Regions from separate parts of the Mus musculus genome. Here region 2 is linked to region 1. Evidence: chromatin loops called from intact Hi-C (ENCODE). Cell type or tissue: heart. All regions are shown on one strand. Each heading gives the region's core, and the rest is flanking DNA. Links, peaks and the distances in the headings are about the cores only. Region 1 holds the start of Robo4 (roundabout guidance receptor 4). Region 2 holds the start of Ccdc15 (coiled-coil domain containing 15).

Region 1 (2,908 bases), core at 254-2,753:
GCATTGTTGGTGGCCATACACATATAGGTCCCCGAGTCATTCTTCTCTGCTCTTGACACCATCAGGGAATCCCCAGATACCTGTCAGGTTCAGATACTCCATGAAGTCTTCAATTTGAGAAGCTTAGAGGTTGGAGGGTGGGTCAGTTGCTCAATGTGCCCAGGACAGGATGATGTATGGGCAAAGGAGTTCCCAGGATTGGGGTTCACTCACTGTGCGCCTCCCTGGCTGGAGGACCAGGGGTTTCCCGTCTTTCCACCATGAGACCGAGGGTTTTGGGTAGCCCCAGGGAGGACCACACTCAAGAACCAAGCTCTCTCCCACCACGGCCACTGTGTCCCGAGGTTGGATCTGGAAGTCCTCCTGGAGGACTATTGGGAAGTCAGCAAATCAGCAGGAAGCACGTCTACCCACCCTGAGTCCTTCTAACATCCTAACATGGATGGCTTATCCGAACATGCTTACCCAATTCTGCTCTACCACTTCCTTGCCCCTCTATCTCTAGTTTAACCTAGTTCTCCATCCCAAGACCCTCAGTCCCTGCCTCCCTTCACAGACAGACTCTCGTATTTCCCTGGACACAAGCATCTCAGCCTAACTCTGCTTCCCCCTGGGCCTACCCTCCCAAGCCTCACCAGCCACAGACAGCCTAGCACCCCGGCTCACTGCTGTGCCCAGCCGGTTGCTGGCCTCACATGTGTAGACACCCAGGATTGCTGAGAGGATGTTCTGGTCATCTTGTGGCCGTCCCTGGACAGAGGGCCGATGTAACAGGAGGGTCCCATCCGGCAAAAGGTAATGTAGGTCTGGGGTGGCCATGCTGAGGGGCTGCCCATTCAGCAGCCAGCGGATAGTGGGAGGTGGTTGGCCGGATGATCTGCACCTCATCTTGGCTGGGCCAGAGCCCTGAAGTAGCTGGTCCTGGGGGTGAACTAGGATCTGGGGTGGAGAATCCAGAGCCTCACCTCCTAAGAGGGAAAGAGAGACTCCTGTACTGCACCCCTTCTATGTCTTGTGTAGGAATCTGTAGTCTTGTGTAGGCTTATCTTACTGAACATTTATTTCCAAATAAGAAGCTAACTAGGAGGGGAGAAGGTCTGAGTCCATAGGTCAAGATCTGCATAGCTCTTTCTCTGTTGCACGCACACACACACACACACACACTCTCTCTCTCTCTCTCTCTCTCTCTCTCTCTCTCTCTCTCTCTCTCTCTCTCTCAACCCCCATCTTTGTCTCTGATACTTCACTGCTAACTAGAAGAAAGGCACCAGACAACAGAGATGCTCCTTTGTCCTGCTGGCTTTGGATCCAGACCGTGGATCCTGCCATGAATCCAGGAGCGTGGGTTAGGAGAGGGAGGGCCCTACTCACCCATGATGAAAAGCAGCAGCAGAGGCAGAGGCCACTCCGTCCCCAGGAGGCCCGTTCCTCCAGAGCCCATGGCTGCTCTCGGCTCCTCTCCTTGTCCCATACACTTTTGTCCGGTTGTTCTGAGCTCACAGCAGTAAGGGAAGAAAGGGAGGGGTGGGGTGGTGGTAGTTGTTTGTGACTGAGACTCTGTCCCAGTAGGGAAGCAGCTTTGAGGAAACGGATGCTTCCTGCCTGGCCCTCATGCCTTAGAGAACTGGGAGGGGACCAGAGGTGAGAAACTCTCTGACCTCTACACTTCAGCTGTAATCCCCGGGATGCTAACTGCAGGCTAAGGGTTTACTTCATGTCTGAGTTAGGGTTTCTTAAATGAAATCCTCACACTGATCCCAATTGTACCCATACAATCTGCCAACTCCACAGCTCTGTTCAAAGCATATGTTTAATCTTGGTCTCTATCGGCTTTTTCCCATTAGCCAGCCACCTAATAGAGGAGGAGGAAGACCAGAGGTTGAGCCTCAGACATAGGAGTAAGGAGCTGAAGATAGAGTCCAAAGGGCTTACAGGCCAAGAAAGCAAGGGGCACATGGGGGTCAGGAGGTAGCAAGTGTCTATCTCTGGTCCAATCCCCAGGAGCAGGTAGACTGAGTCTTGGGAGGCTAGAAAGTAGGAATGACTCAGAACCTTAAGCTTTGAAAACCCATGGACTAGCTGGGCAGTGGTGGCACACGCCTTTAATCCCAGCACTTGGGAGGCAGAGGCAGGCGGATTTCTGAGTTCAAGGCCAGCCTGGTCTACAGAGTGAGGTCCAGGACAGCCAGGGCTACACAGAGAAACCCTGTCTCAAAAAAGAAAAGAAGAAAAGAAAAAGAAAACCCATGGACTATGTACGCATTTTCATCAAAAGATTTGGAAATGATGTCTGTGGGCTCTTGGGCAGATTCCTTCATCCTCAAAGCCAGTTTTCATACCTGTAAAATGGGGATATTAATAATAGACACCACCTTCAGATCCAGAGTAAAACTGGAATGAGATTAGGCATGAGATAGACTAGGTATGGACACAGGGGTATCACCTGTGTTTTTGTGCACATCCCACCACTGAAACTCTCTGAAGCATCATCAGTGGGATGGGTTCTAGGATTGGGGAAGATGGTCGTAATGAAGCCTTCCAAGGCTGGCCTGGTCTGACACCTGTCTTCTATGGCTACATAGCACACAACCTACACAACAACTAAGCTGACTGTATTGGCTCCTCCCTGAAACCCAGAGAGACTGCCTTCTCCTCAGAGCCCAGCTCCTGTTTACCAGTCTCTTCCTTCCAAATCTGGAATCTCAGCCATTTCCTAGAGCTGTTCACAGAAGGCCAAGGCCAGGCTCTGAGCTTCAGCGGAAAAGCGTGCAGGCTTTGTTCTTCATTGTTCTGGCCAGCTTGTCTGGAGGCCCCTAACACAGCTGACCCTTCTCCCTTCCTCCCCCTCCCTGTTGGGTTTCAGGAACAGCATCAGCCCTAACCACTGGACTTCTGTGCTTCATCTCTT
Region 2 (2,908 bases), core at 99-2,598, 53 kb after region 1:
GGAATTTTTTTTAAAGAAAAAAATTGGTACTCATTAGCTCAGAGTTCTCTGATGGTGCTCCATCTCAACACATTATAGTACTCAACATGCTCTATGTTGAGTACTTGGCATGCTCATCTCCATTCTACCCCTTTCATCCTCTTCTAGTCAGCCTCCTTCACTTCTCCCAGTCAGTCAGTGCTCCCACATTAATGCTCATTCTCTACCCAGAAGACAGTGTGTGTGTGTGTGTTGTATGTGGGGGGTATATAGGTGCCTAGGGAGGCAAAAAGAGGACACTGGATCCACGGAGCTGGAGTTATAGGAGAGTGTGAGCACGTGAGTGCTGGCATATGAACTTTAGTCCTCTGGAAGAGCAGGAAGCAGTCTTAATTAACCATCTCTCCAGCTCCTACCTGGAATCATCCTATACCTGGGTATGATGTTTTGTGACTGTTATTCCAGCCCTTGGGAAGCTGAGGCAGGAGGAACCTGAACTACCTAGGAGATCCCATTAAAAGCTGTGAAACAATCAACTATATACCTAAAACCCTCCCTTGAAGAGTATAAAGGCTTGTTCTATGATCATATATAGTTTCTGTTTAAAAGTAGACTAGTTAAAAAAAGTTGGCAGGGTATATAGTTCTTGACCAGCATGTATGAAGCCCTGGGCTTAACTTCCAGTACTGAGTAAAATGAAATACAAACAAAACTCAAAGATCAACTTCAATTGCCCTAGTGATGTCTTCTCTGGAAATGTCCTATCAATGTCAGTGTAAATTCTCCAATGGATTTTAAATTCTCCAAACAAGGGATCTTTGTTCACTGGGAGTATCTGGAGTAACCAGAAAACATACTGATATATAAAATGCTTGCAATAAGGTATGTTGAAGTAAAGCAGGGTGACACGTGCCTGTAACGGCAGCCATTGGGAAGGCTAAGGCAGGAGGATTGCAAGTTCGAGGCCTGGGCTACACAGTGAGTTCAAGTCCAGCATGGGCAACTTAGTGAGACCCTAACTTAAAAGCAAAATTATTAAGGCAGCTAGGGTTTCCACTGCTGCACTTGCCTAGAATGCCAGAGGCCCTTGGTTCAACCCCCAGCACGAATATACACCTTGAGTAAAATGAGTGTATGTCTTTTGGGTTTAATGAAATATCCCAAGCATTGTTTGGAGTGAGTTGTGATGGTCACACACAAGAACATGTCAAAGGTAATCACGAAATAGCGTTGTAAACCTTAGGGGCTGCATAAAAGCGCAGTCTGGTTGATTGTTGGCTTGGTTTGCTTCTCAAGGATCCACTGGCAACATGTTCTTGCCCAGTGGTTCTCAACCTTCCTAATACTGCGACTCTTTAATACAGTTCCTTATGTTGTGGTGACCTACAACCATAAAATTTGGGTGCGACTTCATAACTGTAATTTTGCTCCTGCTATGAACTGTAATGTAAAATATCTCATTGCAGGATATCTGATATGCGACCCCCAGAGGTAGCGACCCTTAGGTTGAGAACTGCTCTGTCTATTCCCGAGATTTCCTCAGCGGTGAACGCTTACTCGCCTGTTCATCATGTCAGACCTCTCACTTCGAGATTTGAGAAGACTACAGCGCCAGTATCCAAAGAGAGGCCGAGTCTAAGCTCGCTGCCGGATTCAACAACCCGCTCTAGTCCTCCCCAACCAAAGGGCAGGAAGCGGAAGTGACGTAATCCCCGCGCTCGGATTCCCGCCTCCCCAGCCCAAGACGGGTGACAAATGCGGAAGAGGCAGGGCAGGCGTGGGCCCCGGGGTGGCAGTTTGCTGTTTGTCCTTTGCGTAGCAGCCCGCGGAGTTTGAGTCTGTGTGTGAGACGGACCGGATCGCGGCAGGCTCCAGGCTTCACAGGTCTCCTATCCAACTGTTGGAGCCTCACAGGACCCCGCTTTCCTGGCCGGGCTTCAGACGCCCCCCACCTCCTGTGCCCAGGCTTCTTAAGACCCCCGGCTCCTGCCCGGGCCTTAGACTCCCCTCCAGCCCCATGCCGTGGGCCGGCGCTTTTCCACCCGCGGTCATCTCAGACTCAAGCCCTGCCCTTAGCGCCCGCCTATGCTCACCTCTGGGCAGGCTTTCATCTCCCAAGTAAATCCTTGTTTTTTCGTCCTCTCATCTCCGTTCCTTCTAGAAAGTAATTTTTACGCCTTTCCCCCTTGTCTTAAGCCTTGTCCCTCTTTCTCTTTTCTTCTAACCAGAAGTCAATGCCAGGAGGTATGGCGCCCCTCAAGAAGCCTCGGAATCCCACAAAATTGCCCCTGGCTTTAAATCCCACGAAGAGCAAGGACGTTTTGGCAGTGCTGGCTGAGAGGAACCAGGCCATAATACCAGTTGGGGCTTGGGTGGAACCTGCCTCACCAAATTGGTCGGGAATTCCAGCACATGTGAGTGTCAGTTGACCCGGTTACTGTGATCGCTGCCAGCCCTTTTTATTAGCCTTCTCTAAATTTTTGGTACTTAAAGAAAGATGAACTGCTGGAGGATGCTGTTTCCATTCTGATACAGGTTATATTCTTGCGTCAAAATTATACAACAATGATGTGTTTTCCAAAACTTGCTTCATCTTTGGTTGACACAATCAAATATTAACTTAGTTCTTACTACATACCAGCAAGTAGGCTAGTTTACTTCACAAACATGGTTGTTTGCTGTGAATGGCATAGGTACTGTGTACAATTTCCCGACACTGTAACATAAGAAGAATGACAGTTGGTCACTCTTCAAATGTTAAGTAGTTGCTCAGAGTTTATAAGTTTTTAAATGCAGATCCAGGCAAAATGAAAATAAGAAAATAAAAGAAAGAGGTTAATCCTGATAGACTCTGAGGAAGTTGTAAATTCCACGGGGCCAAGGAACTTCTTGTTTATTTTTGTTTTTGGGGTAAACTAGGTCCTTAGGA

Evidence for each region. Hi-C counts contacts between places; a loop is a spot of excess contacts. Peaks named below come from ENCODE experiments on the same cell type or tissue, not always from the same donor. Only the 100,000 strongest peaks of a DNase experiment are listed, where the experiment ranks them.
Region 2: a loop joins it to region 1, with 2.5 times the contacts of the local background. A loop is called at or near these places in 2 of 42 quality-filtered maps.

Annotation. Positions count from the first base shown.
Region 1 is chr9:37,400,615-37,403,522 of GRCm38, reverse strand. Robo4 (roundabout guidance receptor 4) reads right to left here and starts at 1,551. Exons shown (of 18, transcript NM_001309390.2): 1 at 1,372-1,551; 2 at 636-968; 3 at 214-371; 4 at 1-80. The coding sequence starts at 1,441. In heart, for the core only: no CTCF peak of the experiment used is centred there; DNase peaks (open chromatin) are centred at 312, 822, 1,572 and 2,742; H3K27ac peaks cover 700 bases.
Region 2 is chr9:37,347,223-37,350,130 of GRCm38, reverse strand. It overlaps Ccdc15 (coiled-coil domain containing 15), which reads left to right and starts at 1,774. Exons shown (of 16, transcript NM_001081429.2): 1 at 1,774-2,097; 2 at 2,208-2,393. The coding sequence starts at 2,214. In heart, for the core only: a CTCF peak has its summit at 1,607; a DNase peak (open chromatin) is centred at 1,710; H3K4me3 peaks cover 1,802 bases; H3K27ac peaks cover 1,538 bases.